Linked DNA regions of Mus musculus: region 2 is linked to region 1. The links are chromatin loops, found by intact Hi-C in ENCODE. Cell type or tissue: heart. All regions are shown on one strand.

Evidence for each region. Hi-C counts contacts between places; a loop is a spot of excess contacts. Peaks named below come from ENCODE experiments on the same cell type or tissue, not always from the same donor. Only the 100,000 strongest peaks of a DNase experiment are listed, where the experiment ranks them.
Region 2: it touches region 1 in a loop (6-fold over the local background); 30 of 42 quality-filtered maps call a loop at or near these places.

Annotation. Positions count from the first base shown.
Region 1 is chr8:75,208,344-75,216,343 of GRCm38, forward strand. It overlaps Rasd2 (RASD family, member 2), which reads left to right and starts at 5,601. Exons shown (of 3, transcript NM_029182.1): 1 at 5,601-5,735. In heart, no CTCF peak of the experiment used is centred here; DNase peaks (open chromatin) are centred at 3,308, 4,798, 5,568 and 6,908; H3K4me3 peaks cover 1,627 bases; H3K27ac peaks cover 1,014 bases; H3K27me3 peaks cover 6,759 bases.
Region 2 is chr8:75,073,155-75,081,154 of GRCm38, forward strand. It overlaps the pseudogene Gm2059. Among named protein-coding and RNA genes, the nearest start is that of Hmox1, 16 kb to the right of the region's middle. In heart, no CTCF peak of the experiment used is centred here; no DNase peak of the experiment used is centred here.

The DNA of each region.
Region 1 (8,000 bases):
ACTTAGGTAGGGCAAGGCAGGATGAGAAGCAGAGGCTGGACTTGAACCCAGATATGTTTGCTCATCAAGTTTATACCTTTTCTGCTAGAGCTGACTCTGAAAGATAAAAGAAAGGGCTGGAAATGGTGATGGGGAGCACAAGGCTACCCTCTGTCCCACTGCTTACAGGTAATGACACTACAGGTGGGCTGAGCCTGGGGCTGGCCACCAAGGTACCCAGTAAGTGAGACACTGCGGTCTCTCTGGAACTAAGAACTTATGGTTGCCTAGTCTGTAGACAAGAGGGGCAGGCTGACAGCTCAGCTGGCTAGCAGAGTTTTTAGGGCTGGGCTATTGTTAGGTCATAAGCATTGTCTGGTTATGGGGGTCTGGCTAGGTGGCTAGGTGGCTAGGTGGCACCAAGAGCCACATGGACAGCAGCACCCGGGGCAGAATGCTGGTTTGGCTTGTGTCCTGTCAAAGCTGCGAGCCTCAAAGTGGGGCTGCCTTTGTTCAAGATGAGGCCTTTTTCTGCCTTGTGCAGAAGTTACAGAGAGGCCGGAAAACATCTACATTGAGTGTAGTGGGATTCATTCATGAAGACCAAGATAGGGCCCAGATGCATGTGGTCCACCTTGCTTGCTGGACAGAGGAGGAAGCTGCTGGCTGTCTACTTATTCAGCTATTCCTGCATGCTTCCAAAAAACATATACCCTCTGCTCTCAAGATGAGGTGTGTGTCAGATCCTCATCTGTGTGGACAGTGACTCCAGATACCAGGCATTCTGACAGCAAGCTTAGGAGAACAATGCACACTGTCCCCAAGTGTTTCAGGGACAAGTGACTGGGGTTCTGATGGTAAAGGTGTGCCCCAAAGTAAGGGAAGTCATAAACAGAGCTCCTCAGCACAGAGGGGAGGAAACACTGTTCCCTATCAGGAGTCCTCCATGCAAAAGCCAGGTGCAGAGATCCCACAAGTCTCTGGAACTACAGATCAGTAGCACAGGCAACAGGCAGCATACAGGGTAGGAAGTGACGACTAGGGAGGTTAAATAGCTGACTCAAGGGGTACACAGCAATGTTGTCTTGCTGGGATCCTGATGAGTTGGAGTTTGTAGGGACCATGAGACTCATGGGGGCTGGAAAGGTTCACTATGCAGTCAGTTGGAATAGAAGGGAGGGTGCATGGCTTTCCTGTTGCTTCCTGGTGCAGGGCATTCCTCTGCCATTTGTCCTCCACTCTGGGAATGTGTGAAGGACCTACAAGGCTGCACAGCCAGTCCACCAGTCATTGCTCTTTGTACTGACATCTGACCCAGAACTGTGATCACCAATTTATCTACCTTTGCCCAAGTTCAAAACTGCTTCATATGCCTAGCCAGGAGGAATGGCTGTCCATATGGCTGTCCAGCAAGAAGACTGTGCCCTCAGTGGGAAGGAGCACTGTGCTGGGAGTCAGCTCTGCTCTCAGAAGTTAGCTCTCAGCAGGTGATGAACTGGGTTAAACTACAAACAAGGTCTTTGCACAACAAGAAGGCTGGGCTGAGTGGCCTCCAAGGCATTGTGGTTCTGCCCGACCAGAGGTTCTCAGTCTGGAACATATATCCAAGACCTCAGGAGGGCAGGTACCTCACAGTAGGCAGGTGTATGGGACTGGATTCTTCATCTCCAGCAATGCCCAACTGGTCCAGGTTTCTGCATCTTAAGAAAGGCTGCTCCAGCAAACCTGGCTGTGCTGGCTATGTGCTGGGATCATTGGGGGATTTGTCCAATGCCAGAACAGTTAAATTAGCTGTGGAGCTGTGTGTGCATGTGTGTGTGTGTGTGTGTGTGTGTGTGTGTGTGTGTGTGTGTGTGTATGTGTGTGTGTGTGTGAGTTGGAGATGAGGCATGTGTCCAAAATGTAGAAAGATACTTAGTTTATAAGGAAGTCAGACTGGTGCAGACCATTCTATGGTTTATTCTAATCCAATCCCATGAAGTCACTACTATTTTAACACCTACTCCAGAGGTTTAAAGAATCTGGTATCACCAGGTGTGGTGGTGCAGCCATTGGTTCAAGAATTCAGGAAGCAGAGGCAGGCATCTCTCTGTGAGTTCTAGGCCAGCTAGGACTTCATAGAGAGACACTGTCTTAAAACAAACAAACAAACAAACAAACAAACAAACAAACAAACAAACCTAAAGACTCTTCCAAACCCCCTCTCTGCTCAAGAAAAGGTCAGATGTTGATGGGGATGGGGTTAAGAGGACCAGGAGGTTCAGACCATCGGAAATACTGGAAGAAAGCAGTGTGGGTGAAACCCTTTGGGAGTGTGCTTTGAAGGATGTGTAGTGTTCAACCTTGGGAAAGTGTTATAGTGATGGTGGGGACCCATGCACACAAAGCTTGCAATAGTGACACCCTGCTTCTTTTTAGGAACATGGGAGTAATGAGATTTGTCTTGTGGGTCAGGTGGAGAGGCTTAGATTTAATATCTCAGGTAATGAGGAGCTCTGGAAAAATCCTTGAGCAAGGGTGGAGTTTTAAGAAAAGGTTTTAGCATGGCCCACAGAATGAATTAAGCAGGACTCATAGGGGCTCACAGATACTGGAGTGACAAGTCAGGAGTTGGCAGTAGGTCCTCTGCATACATGCTGGGGTTGTTTAGCGTGGGACCCTAACAATAGGAGTGGGGTGTCTCTGACTTATGTCTGCTCTTGTGACTTTCCCTCCTACTGGGTAGTCTTGCCCAACCTGGATATGACAGTTTGTGCCTAGTTTTATTGCATCTTGTTATGTCATGCTTGGTTATATCACTGGGAAGCCTGCTCTTTTCTCAAGGGAAATGGAGGAACAGTAGATTGGGGGGGGGGGGAAGAGGAGTGATGCGGAGGGGGGTAGAGAGGTTTGGTGGGAGGTGAGACTGTATTTGGAATGTATTGTATGAGAGAAGAATAAATAAATTTAAAGTGTGTATGTGTTAAAAAGAAGTTTTAGGTTCAGGGAAGAGAGGGAGCCTTAGGGAGTACAAAGGAGGAGGAGGCTTCAACACGTGGTCCATCCGGAGAGACCTGAGTGTAGGGAAGGGGACGAACTTGGGTACATGTTGGTGGGCTCCATGAAGTGTTCCTGGATGTGGAAGATTTCTGTGCACCTGCCTGGTAGCTGAGCTAATTTTTTTTTTTTTTTTTAAACCAGGCTGAAGCAGGGTCAGGTGGGTCCCCAGGGCCAGGCAACAACATGTGCATTGCCAGCCCAATGTGGATCTGGATCTGGTCACTGGGGTGTGACCCACTCATCGAGGAGGACTTGGCTGAAAGCCCAAGGATTGGGTTCCTGTGCCAGCTCAGAGCTGGCCACCTGCCACACTCCCAAGTGGAGGGTGGAAAGTTGCTTGGTGGCCTGAGTCCTCCCAGCTGCAGCCTTCCAGCTGAGGCACCCTGCTCTGGCTGCCTCCTGCTGCCAAGCTCACAGGCTCTGTGCGTCAGGCCCAGTGCAAACTCTCCGGGCTAAAGCTAGTTCCTAGAAGTCAAGTCTGGTTTGGGAAAGGGCACAGGACTAGGATTTTGCCATTTGTTTGCTACTGGTGACCTTGGGCAAGTCTCTTAGCTACATTGAAGCCTAGACTTAGGCCTTAAACCCCGGCCCAAGGGGACCGGCAAACCACCTCTTCCTGGCCCCTCCCCCATCCCGATGCATCTTCTCTCATATAGTATTCCTGGAGGATGTCAAGATACTTTAATGTTTGATGAGCAACCCATTTCCTGTGTTTTAAGCCCAAGGCCATGTTAACGATTTTGTTACTCAATGGACTTGGCAGTATTGATGCTCATTCAAAAATAACCCAAGCATGGACCAGAGACTTCCACAACTGGTCCAGGGAGGAACATTTGGGTGGTGAGCGACAGAACTGGAGCACAGAGCTCTCACCCAGGCTTTCCTGCCTATGACACACACAGCTCCCAGAGAAGGCTGTCCCACAAAGGAGACATTCCCTATGCGCAGGACCAGGAATTGAAGGGAACACAGCACCTACTTCTTTCTGGTCCACCTAAAGGAGTCCGTAGAAAAATGTCTGCTTTGGGCGAAAGAACTTCCACCCCTTCCAAGCCTCGCCCGCACATCTCCCTGGATAAAGGCAGGCTCCAGCTGCAGTTCAGAGGCCTTGCTTTGTTTTCGGGCTTGTTTTATACTAACCTTCTATTTATGGCCTGGGACACAGGCTTCCCATGTAAGGCAATGACATTAATGAGACTGAAAAATGTGTTGGGGGTAGCGGGTCTTGGATTAAAGAAAACATTAAGAAATATGTGGCCCGTGGAAGCAAGAACGCCTGATGTCTGGCTTGGTTCAAAGCGCTCCCTAGGATAGCACGCTCTGGCTCTGTCAGGGACGGGAAGACTAGGTCCCACCAAGCCAGAGGAGGTCTCTCCATAGAGTTCACTCTGAGCTGCTTCCATTACCCAAGGTGATTCAGGGCCCCTCGTGGCTGCACGTGTGCCGCCCATGTGCTCCGCAGGCCAAGCGTTCGCAATGGAAGCCGCGGCCTGGACCGGGCTCCCGGCGAACGTAGGTGGGCATCGGAGGGGGTGGAGGTTCGCTCAGGGCGAGGTTGGGAGGTCAGGAGCGGGTTCCCACAGTTTGGGCTGGCTTGCGGGCGAGTGCGTGCTCAGTGTCAGCCTCCCAGGCCCGTGCCTTACGGTCTTCCGGTCACGGTGCGCGTGGCCGAAGCCTCGGGATAGCCCTCCTCCCCCGCGGCCCCAGCCCCACGCGCCCGGGCACGCGTAGCCGCAGATTGCCGCGGCTCCTAGACTGGGGTGGGGCGGAGGCGGGACCTGGCCGCGGGACCCGCCGCTGATTGGCTGCTCATGGCGGGGGCGGGGTGCAGGCGGCAGAGCCCAGGCGGCGGCGCTGGGCAGGTGGGCTCGGGACGTAGCGCGCGCCAGGGCCCGAGGTAGGCGTAGGTTGCGCATCTGGAGCCCGAGCTTGAGCCACCGGGAGAGCACGAGGGAGGAACCCACCCTAAGAAACTTCTCCTCGCTTGGGGAGAGGAGGCACAGTGCGGAGCGACGTGGGCTTCAGGCGAAGTTGGAGCTGCTGAGCTTCGGGGCGGCGTTCGAGGCCCCCTCCCACTTGCGCGCTGAGCGCAGCTAGCGGCGTCGGGCGAGGAGCAAGCGGCGGTCCTTTCCGCGAGGGTCGGCTGCCCGACTGAGGGCAGCCGGGAAGGACGGCCCGGCGCACAAACCCCTCTACCCTGCACGCGGCCACCCGCTTTGCGTCCAGAGAAGGAGGTAACGTAAGCTGCCAGGCGGGTTCGTAGGCCGATCGTCACCCCCAAAAGTCCTCCTGAGTCTCCGGGGTTCGCTTCTATATCCCCGGAGTCGTGCCCCTTCCCCTTCAGCGCGGAGCTCCAGGCGGGGGCACCCCGTACTGGACGTCCCCAAACCTTCGAGCACCTGGCTCAACCGGAGTCCCCCCTGTCGGGGCAGGGCAGGGCCGCCGGCGGCGAGCCGGAGCCAGCCCAGCGCCCCAGCCCCGCCGAGCCCTCGGAGCCCACCCATGGGTCATCATCCCCTGATCCGCGGGCCTCCTCGCCCTGTCGCGCTCAGCCCAGCTCCGGGCGCCGCGCGCAGGAGGATCCGTACGCAGTGACCCTGGAGCCCCCGCAGACGCCGGGAGACTCAGCGGTCGGAGCGGCAGGCGGCTCCCCGCACCTCCAGGAGCTTCCAGGGAGCCCTCCAAGCCGTGCTCGGGGTCCGTCCCGCTGTTCTCAGGTAAGGGAGACATCCCAATAGAACAGGAGAGGTAGCTAGGTGGAGTGGGGCAGCCGGCTCAGTAGAGGGACGCAAGCTCGGTGACGCTGGCATTTTATGACAAAGGAAACTTAAACTGTACCCTCTACGTGCTGAGATGCTTTATACACGTAGAGCATTAAGCTCACTAGATGCCTAGCCTACTACCTCTGGTGGTCTTTAGCCCCTTACATAGCGTAGGAAAGTGGATTTATTGAGCTCTTGTGTGCTCCGTTTGTCCCTGGGAGCTTTCTTTTAGACCAAGAGACAGTCCACTTTAAAAGGAGGAAACTGAGACTCAAGAGGAAGAGGCAGTTACCCTCCCTAGATAAAACCTCAAGCAAGAATGATCAGGGGTCCTTTAACCTATCCTAGCGTCCCTTGAGCTTTGGAGCATTTCCTGCAATGTTTCCTTGCTACCATGGTTTCCTGAACTCAAGTGGCCAGTGTGTGGGGCCTCTGAGCCACACTCTCTTGCCCACCTCTGCCACCAGTCCACGAAGGATGAGGAAGGGTATTGGATTGTCCTGGACCTCCTGGAAGCTAGACTAGGGTCTGGAGCAACGACCGGCTTTGGACTCTCTGATTCAGGTTCCTCCTAAGCCTCAGAGGGACAAAAAAGAGTCCCTGCAAGTCGTCCACGGGGCTGGGAGCAGCCGGGTGGCTCATGACTACTCAGAGAGACTGCCCAAAGAAAAGAGTCTTGTATTGGAAAGGTTTCTGGGTACCTGACCGTGTTGCGTTTGTTTCTACCCAACGTTTAACAGAGAGGTGAGCTGAGTGCACAAACCAGATCACTCAGAGGTTCTGTGCTGACACAGCTGATCATCCAGAAACAGATGCCCCCTGTTCTCTGCCCTCCTGACATCCCCAGGATGGGAAGGGTGGCTTTGTAAAGCTCCTGAGACTCCCCAGAGCCTAGGGGAGGAGTCAGGACTACAGCGTGTCAGTCCTAAGAGGCTTGGGATGTGCACACAGGTGTGGCAGGTAGTGTAGTGAACCTGGCTCTGGGGTGCACCCAAGGAACTCATCCTGACCAATCTGTACCTGTTCAGCTCCCATCAAGCACTGGGGCAGACACAAGGGTGAATGGCCCACAGTTGCACTGCTTGTGAGCTGCTGGCAGGGTATGCAGAGTCCTGGGCAGGATGCCACCCCAGCTGCCTAGAGGGAGAGAGGAAACAGGACTATAACATGGATCACAGAGTCATTCCCTGTCCAGTGCCAACTGGGGCTCCACTGAGTCAGAGCTATTAGGAGAAGACTAGTTGAAGCCACTAGAGGGGTGGGAGTGGTGTTTTGAAGAGGTGAGATTGGACTCGGGCAGCCACTCAACTTTCCTGAGAACTAGAGTCCCCATCTGTTCCTGCAGAGCGTCTCATAAGAATAAGGCAGCCCCAGCATGACATGCCTAGGGATGATGGGCACTATTTCTGGGGACAGCCCCACTTCTATCTTTGAGGTACCTTCCAGCACTCTGCTTACATCCAGGTCCCTCTTCATACATTCAGTTCCCCACTTCTCTCTAGACCACCAAGGTTGGCTGCTGGGAAGGAGGGCCTGCCCCATGCTGTCTGTCCTGCACTCTGGGGGGCCACCTCCCACCATACACATGCTTTTCTGTCCAGGTCACTGTGGCTGTGTCAGCCGCCCACTGGCAGTTCTTACATGTGGTGGAGGTCTGGTCCTAAAACCCTGATGTCCCCACTGAATGCATACCTGTGAGTCTGTGCTTTGGGGTTGCACTGCTGTGCATACAGAAGGTACTCAATAACTGATCCCTGACATGAGAGACATTGCAGATGCTTCTGCAGGCTTCAGGCTTATTCAACCCTTTCATTCCCCTGCCCCAAACCCCACTCTGGCATTTAGGATTTGTCTTTGCCCACTGTGGAGTTAGCCAGCTGAGGAGCAGAGTGAGATGGGCAGGTGGCAGGGGAGACTCTGCCTACAGGGCTTTAGGGCTTCCCTCAGTCTCCTGTGGAGGTGGAGCCACAGATGCTCTGTCACCTGGCTTCCAGGTATCTGGGTGCCTCACACTGCCCCACGTGGCTGAAGCCATGTGAAAAGACTAGGTCTGTCAGCAGAGAAAGCCATAGGTTCTCCTCGCCTGTCTCCACCCCTCTCTGATCCTCCGGCTCTTATTTCTAACTCCATGCCGCACCCCCTCCCTCCGTGAGTCTTCTGTTTTCTCTCTTCCTTCATTCCTGTCTCTCCCTTCCTCCTCTCTCTGATTCCCTGCTGCCC
Region 2 (8,000 bases), 140 kb before region 1:
CACACTGTGAGGTCCTAAGGACTTCAACATATGCATTTGGAAAGACATCATGCTCATGGCTAGCACACACAGGTTCCTTCAACTGTACAGAGCAGTGGCATATAGGACCTGCCTCCACCAGTCCTCATGGAGATTGACAATGACTGACAGATCATACTTAGCCCATCTCCAGAGACATGGGAACCTACCAAGAACCAGCCATGAGGTCAGAGCAGAATAGGAGAGAGAAAGGACTCAGATCCAGGGAGTCTGACTGGGGCTTCTACCTGCTCCCTAGGACTCCCTACCCATTTAAAAGCTGCACCTAGGGGGCTGGAGAGATGGCACAGTGGTTAAGAGCACTGACTGTTCTTCTGAAGGTCCTGAGTTCAAATTCCAGTAACCACATGGTGGCTCACAACCATCTGTAGTGAGATCTGGTGCCCTCTTCTGGGGTGTCTGAAGACAGCTACAGTGTACTGACATATAATTAATAAATAAATCTTTTAAAAAGCCGGGCGTGGTGGCGCAGGCCTTTAATCCCAGCACTCGGGAGGCAGAAGCAGGCGGATTTCTGAGTTCAAGGCCAGCCTGGTCTACAAAGTGAGTTCCAGGACAGCCAGGGCTATACAGAGAAACCCTATCTCGAAAAAAAAAAAAAAAAAAAAAAAAAAGCTGCACCTAGCAGTGAGCAAGCAGACTTCACTGCCATCCACCTGGAGCCCTATCCTCCCCTCGCTGGATTAGCCTATCTGTACGCTGCCCCTGCCCGAAGCCACCCTGCATCTCAATCCCCACAGTTGCATGTGACAAAGGACGGAGGCTCAATTCCCAGCATCCACATGGTAGCTTATAACTGTCTCTAGCTCCAGTTCCAGGGAATTTGGAGCTTTCTTTGGGCCTCTGTGAGTACATGGTACCCAGACATAATATAAACAAAACACATACATATAAATTTTGTTTGTTTGTTTGTTTTTTGAGACAGGGTTTCTCTGTGTAGCCCTGGCTGTCCTGGAACTCACTCTGTAGACCAGGTTTGCCTCAAACTCAGAAATCCTCCTGTCTCTGCCTCCTGAGTCCTGGAATTAAAGGTGTACACTACGTGCCTGGCTGTTTGACTTTTTTAAATAAATGGTCTCTATTTTTATTTCTAACTTTGTGTCTCTGATGCAGTCTTTGGAAGGGAGGTACACAAAAATCAGGAGTCAGGCAACCTATGATCTCAGATTTCTACCTAAACCACTATCTCAGCCTGGCTTTGGGAAGAGGCAGCTCCCACCAGGGCTGCATGGAGGCTGGGACCACCACTTTGTGACTGCATTGATATTCATATGTGTGTATAGATAATCACTTCTGTGCTTGTGTCTACATGATACTTTGCAATATGTTGAGCAGTTCCTATTTCTCCCTTTTTGCACACCAGTAATCAGACTCAGTCCAGTATCGAAGATGCTCTAGCTGGCCAGTTTCCATCTGTGCAGCCCTGCTGGTTGAGGCAAACCCCCTGACCCAAAAGGACAGAAGTCGAGGATAACCAGACTCACTGGGCCACATGCTTTGAAACACTCGTGCCAACCTCGGCCTCAGCTTCATGGGCGTGTTTATTCATGAAACCCTAGTCCTGCTCTGTCCTTGAAGGCTTTGCTCCTGGCTTTGTAAAGTGCTGAGCTGGTACCTTTCACTCGTCAGTTTACTGCCACTGTCCCTGCTATCCCCTCCTGGCACCCATGCCTTGACCCCCTCCTCAGTCACTGTTGTGTAGGAGCCTGTCCTCTAGGTCCAGCTAGCAAAAGCAAGCACCTGCACTTTGTCAAAGAGCAAAGACCTAGAGGAGACAGAATGTAGCTAAGGATAGGGATGCATTCCAGCCCTCCTCTTCTATCAGGCTCCTCCTTACTCAGCCTTGGTCCATGTGGCATACTGCCATCATACATGCAGTGCACAGGCACACCGCCCCACACATGCTCCAGCCAGCAGGAGTCCTCTTGGCATAGCCTACAGTGCTACATAAGCACAAGAAGAGGGTGTTCATAAGATCTGAGGTTAAACTTTCAAGGTGTGGCTTTTTAAAGATTATATTGGGCTAGGCATGGTGGTGCACACCTTCAATCCCAGCACTAGGGAAGCAGAGGCAGGTGGATCTCTGTGAATTGATACCAGCCTTGTCTACAAAGCAAGTCCAGTACAGCCAAGGATACACAGAGAAACTGTCTTGAAAAACAAAAAGCAAATAACAACAACAAAAAAAGATGTATTATTTCTATTTATGTATATGCATGTGTGTCTTTGTGAGTTCATGTGTACATTAAAACTCCTGGAACTGGCTTTGCAGCTGTTAGTGAGCCACTGGTGTGGGTGCTGGGAGCTGAAGCTGGGTCTTCTGTAAGAGCAAAAGATACTTTCAAGTCATCTCTCCACCCTAGAAGCTGAATTTTTAAAAAATCTTCTTTTTATGTGTATGGGTGGTTTTGCCTGATGAACGTCTGTGCACTACTTACATACAGTGCTCATGGAGGCCAGAAGTGAGCATGTGTTCTTCTGGGACTAGGTTATACATGGTTGTAAGCTGCATGCCATGTGGGTGCCTAGAATTCAACCTTGGTCCTCTTGATGAGCAGTCAGTGCTCTTAACAGTTGAGCTATAGCTCCTGCCCCTGTATTTTTTAAACAGTATTGTTGTTGTTGTTGTTGTTGTTGTTGTTATTTTACATTAAATGCTTGCAAACACACACACACAATCTGAGAGTGTGAACATATTCCACAAATGAGCATGTGAGGTCAAAAAAGAACTTAGAGGAATCGGTTCTCTCTGTCTACCATGTGAGTTCAGAGACTTTCTGGCGTTTTTTTGTTTTTTTTGGTTTTTTTTTTTGTTTTTGTTTTTGTTTTTGTTTTTTTGACATGATCTCATGTAGCAAAAGCTAGCCTTAAATGATTGTGTAGCTGGTCTAAACTCTTGATCCTTTCTCTTCTAACTCCTAAGCTGGTTCACAGACACGTACTACCCTGTTAGGCCGAGGCTAGACCCTTTCCTGCATAAGGGACAAGAAAGTGAGTGGCATTGTCTGAGCTGTAACAAAGCATGCAAAAGGCTAGGGAATGGCTGGCTATATCCAGGAAGTGACGAGAAAACATGGAACCAAGTCGGTTCAAGTTGTGAATCACGCTGTAGAATCTTTAAGTTCAAAGAAGGAAGAGCTGAAGCTCTTGCTGGGAAAGGGGCACTGTCCACACTATCCCAGAAGAACACCAGCAAGCTAAGACCAGACAAATCGTCTCAAGGCCCAGGAGCTGATGGATGGGAGAGGAAACCAAAGCCATCCAAAAGAACCCAAGGTACCATGTTATACTTCTTTCCAGGTAGCTTACTGTCAATTGGACCCAGATCTTCTGCCTACAAGTATTTGCCAAGAGTGTCACTTTGTAGAACTGGAGAAGGAGTGACACTTCATGCCTGAGTCAGCACAGCGCAGAGGAGGAAGGCTGTGAAGGACGGAGGCTCCTGGACTCCGTGGTGAGAGCAGAAGTACCCCCTCCCCCCAGAGCCTGGGCACTGCCCTCCCCAAGATGGGGGCTTCCACACGGCCAGAAGGCTCTTAAAAATATTTTATTGGTACATGTTTATTTTAATTTTTTAAAAATACTAATTTATTTATATATTTATTTATATAAGTGTTCTGTCTTCAGACACACCAGAAGAGGGCATTGTATCCCATTACAGATGGTTGTGAGCCACCATGTGGCTGCTGGGAATTAAACTCAGAACCTCTGGAAAAGCAGTGCTCTGAGCCATCTCTCCAGTCCCTTATTTTATTTTATTTTATTGGTTTTTTGAGACAGGGTTTCTCTGTATTGCTCTGGCTGTCCTGGAACTCACTCTGTAGACCAGGCTGGCCTTGAACTCAGAAATCCACCTGCCTCTGCTTCCCAATTGCTGGGATTAAAGGCATGCACCACCACGCCCGACTTTAATTTTTTAATTAAGTGTGTATGTGTACAGATATGTGCATGTGAGCGTAGTGCATGTTTGAAGAGGGCATTTGATTTCCTGGAGCTAGAGTTAAACAGGTGGTTGTGAGCCACTTGATGTAGGATCAAGATACTGGGAACGGAACTGTGCCCTCTGGGGAGTACAGGGTAATTTCTCATAGCTGAGCTATCTCTTCAACCCCTGGATGAGTTTTGTTTAGTTTTTAAATTACATTTATTTGTTTGTCTGTTTACATGTATATATGTGTGCATGCTTGCTAAGGGAGGTCAGAGGACAGTTTTCAGTTCTCTCCTTCCATTGTGTGAATCCCAGGGATCAAATTCAGGTTATCTCAAGTCCTGGAGCTTGGCAGCAGGAACTTTTACAAGCTGAGCCATCTAACTTACTGTGACCATGTTTAAAATAACTAGCATCCTCAAACCTCAACAAAAATCAAATCCTCACTCCAGTTAAAGACTCACTTTCTGGCCTGGCCAAAGCTCCTGGGTCTGTGCCCAGAAACACCCAGAATACAAGCTGTTTCTACACCACACACACACACACACACACACACACACACACACATACACACACACACACACACACCTCAGAGTCCCATGGTCTGACTCTGTAGCCTCTGAACAAGATGTTTGCTGTGCCCTGAAGAACACGCTTCCCCACGAATTATCTCACCTGTTCTTCACTGTGTCACCTCTTCCAGTCAAGTCATTCCTGACACTCTGACCTGACATTCACCCATCATGGAATTCTCTGTGATTATAATAACAAGATGAATAGAGAGATCATAAGACAGATTACTCTACCTTAGATATGTATGACTCTGCCGTTACCATCCCTGAATCTATTGTCCATGTGGATAGTTGGAGAAAAAAATAAAGGCTTCTGGGCTGACAGAAGGCTAGGGGTGTGGTATGGAAGAGGAGTGCTTGCCTTGCTTGCAAGCAGGAGAGGCAAGGCCCTTGGTTCCATCCCCAGCACTACAGGCTGTGGGCAAAGAGAGCAGACCTGTCCCACCTCTTCTCTGTTCTCAGTCCTGCCATCTATGTTCACAACAGCTACAAATGTGCCTCTGTTCCCTGCCCCACCCTCTGTGCTGTGATCCTGAGATGGGTGCTAGGAATGTACCTACAGAAAAGTCACTGTCCTTGACCCCATAGACACAGGGACAGTCGGGAAACAAGTGAGTGCAACTGGTAAATGAATTGATAGAAACTGAGGGCTCCTGTCCCCACAAAGGCCAGCTGATCTGCTGGATATTGGCCCTGATGACCTGCCTGACCTCCTGGACAGCAAAATCACAGGATGATGCAAGCCCCATGCTGCCTTGGCCTCTAGGGAATGTCAGGTGACAGAAAAGAAGAGGTGAGATGACTGGAGTTGTTAGTAACTGAGGCCATCACCTACAGAACCCACACCCCATGGGCACAGCCAACTAGAGAACATAAGGTATGGCCTAGTCCAGAGGCCTCAAACCTCAAACTACCAGCCTTTAGAAGATACTCATTTGCACTTGCTCTCTCTCAATCTCTCTTTCTCTCTCTCTCTCCTCCCTCCTTCCTCCCTCCTTTCCTTTCCAAAACAGGGTTTCTCCATGTAGCCCTGACTGTCCTGTAGATCAGGCTGACTTCCAACTCGAAAAACCAAAAAGTAGAAAACAAAAAAAAAAATAAAGGTGTCACCACCGACCGGCTTGTTTCGTTCTTTAGTTCAATCTATTATCTTATATGAAAGATTTCTAATTTCTAATTTCTAATGTTTTTATTAGAGATTGTAAATAGGGACTAGGGATGCAGACCTGGCTTTGATAGAGACTGGAAGATAAGAAACTCAAGGCCATTCTTGGCTTTTCAGGGTTCTCAAGGCCAGCTGAACTACGTGAGACCTTGGCAAGAATCTGTTGTACTTACAGCTGAAGCGGTTCGCCCTGGGAGTCGGCAGCGCCATGCAGGGCGCTTAGGGAACCAATAGCATTGGGGAAGACTGGTATCTGGTTGATTGCAGTTTGCAGGGTCTGCCATGGAGTCAGAGCAGATGCTGGAGGGACAGACACAGGTTGCAGAAAACCCTCACTGTGTGTGAGCGCCCGACTCGCCAGCAAAGCAGATGCCACAATAGGATCCTTCTGCAACACGTTTATTGGGAGAGCATTTACTGCGTAGGCAAGAAGACCCGGAGCCCAGAACTGGTGCTGCTTATATAGGCCTAGGAGAGGCGTGTCTCACACCCGGATTAGTTATGCATTCTACCTCATTTGCATGTTCCTCATCTGATTGGTTATTCTCTCTCAGTACCTCACTGAGCCTCATTATCATACCTCATTTGCATGTCTCTCATCTGATTGGTTATTCTCTCTTAGTACCTTGCAGAGCCTTATTATCATACCCAGGCCAGGCAGTGACTTGGTGAAAAACTTTACTGCATATGTACACATTGGTTGTTTACCCAGACTTATGCGAGGTGGCCAGCGGTAGCCAGCGCCACCTTGTAATGGCGTATGTGGCTTCCCACAACTCTGAGTACAGGCTCACAGACAGCGTTGAGAGAATAGTCGAAAATGAGAAGATTAATGCAGAAAAGTCATTGAAGCAGAAGGATCTACAGTCCTTGCTCACCCGTGCCTACCTGGACCAGACAGTTGTGTCTATCTTATTCCGGGGACTTGCTGTGCTCACGAAGGGAAGACCACCACATCCCATCGAGTTTCCAGCATCTTATCTTTAAAAGACAAGGCACAGTTTGAAGATTGAAATTGGTTTCTTGGGAAGAAAAGAAACATTTGGTTGCTACTGTAGACTTACATGATTACAAGGCAGCAGCTTTAATTGCCACGATTCCCCTCCCCACTCTGGAAGTCTAAGAACCATCAGGACCACAGAACTCACTTCTGGAGTTTCAGGAGAGAGTATATCCCTGTCTGATTTAGTCATCATGCTTATTTAATGAGTATCATCTGTGCAATTTTTTTCTCAGATTGTCTTTTACTTTGTTTTTTTAAGAGACTTCAAAATAAACTGTTAAAACACCTTTAAAAAAAATCTATTGGAGCTGAAGTCCAGCTACTTTTTTGATAGAGGCATGTGAGTCCCATCAGGGTGTAGGAAATCAGTCGTTCTGGCTTTCAGGGTGGTGTGCATTTACAGTTCTTCAATCAGTAACAGTAGCAGGGGCACTAGAGCTCGCATCCCCAGCAACAGGAAGCTATTTGCTTTGGATAGAGTTGAAAAGTTACAGTATGCTACACAAGCGAGCCCTCTAAAAGGAAGGTAGAGAACTGGGGCCCCAGGAAGAAAGGGGATTTCAGATGGGGACTATGCTGGATAATGAGCAGGAGAGACTGTCACTCACACTCTGGAACGTCAGTTTATGGGGGAAAGAGGGTAAGAATTTTTTGTGATTTGGAACTATAAAAATCATTATTTTGAGGACCGTGGAGGTGCATGCCTTTAACCTCAGCACTTGGGAGGCAGAGTTATAGGATCTCTGAGTTCAAAGTCAGCCTGGTCTACAGAGTAAGTTCCAGGATAGCCAGGGCTATACAGAGAAACCCTGTCTCAAAACAAACAAACAAACAAAAACAAAACAACATATTGTTTTGTGCTAACTTGCTGCCAGTTCTCTCTCTCTCTCTGTTATTTTAATTTTTTTCCAAGATAGGGTATATCTCTGTATAGCCTTGGCTGTCCTGGAACTCCCTCTGAAGACCAAACTGGCCTCAACTCAGAGATCTGATTGCCTCTGCCTCTCAAGTCCTAGGAATATTTTGCCTTTTCTTGAGGTTGACATCTGACTTGCAACGTTGAAAATCTCTGCTTCAATTTTGCTGCTGAGTCTAGCGTTTTCTCTCTTTCTCTTTCCTCTCCCCTCTGTCTCCCTTCCCATGGCTACTTCCTTGGCCTCCTTCCTTGGGGCCAATGAACGTGCCCACCCTAGAGCAGTTTCCCAATAAACCTGCATTTATATATATTTTAATCTGCCTTGAGTTGACTTATTTCACTGGCAGAAAAATAAGTTAGAAGTAAGTAACTCATTT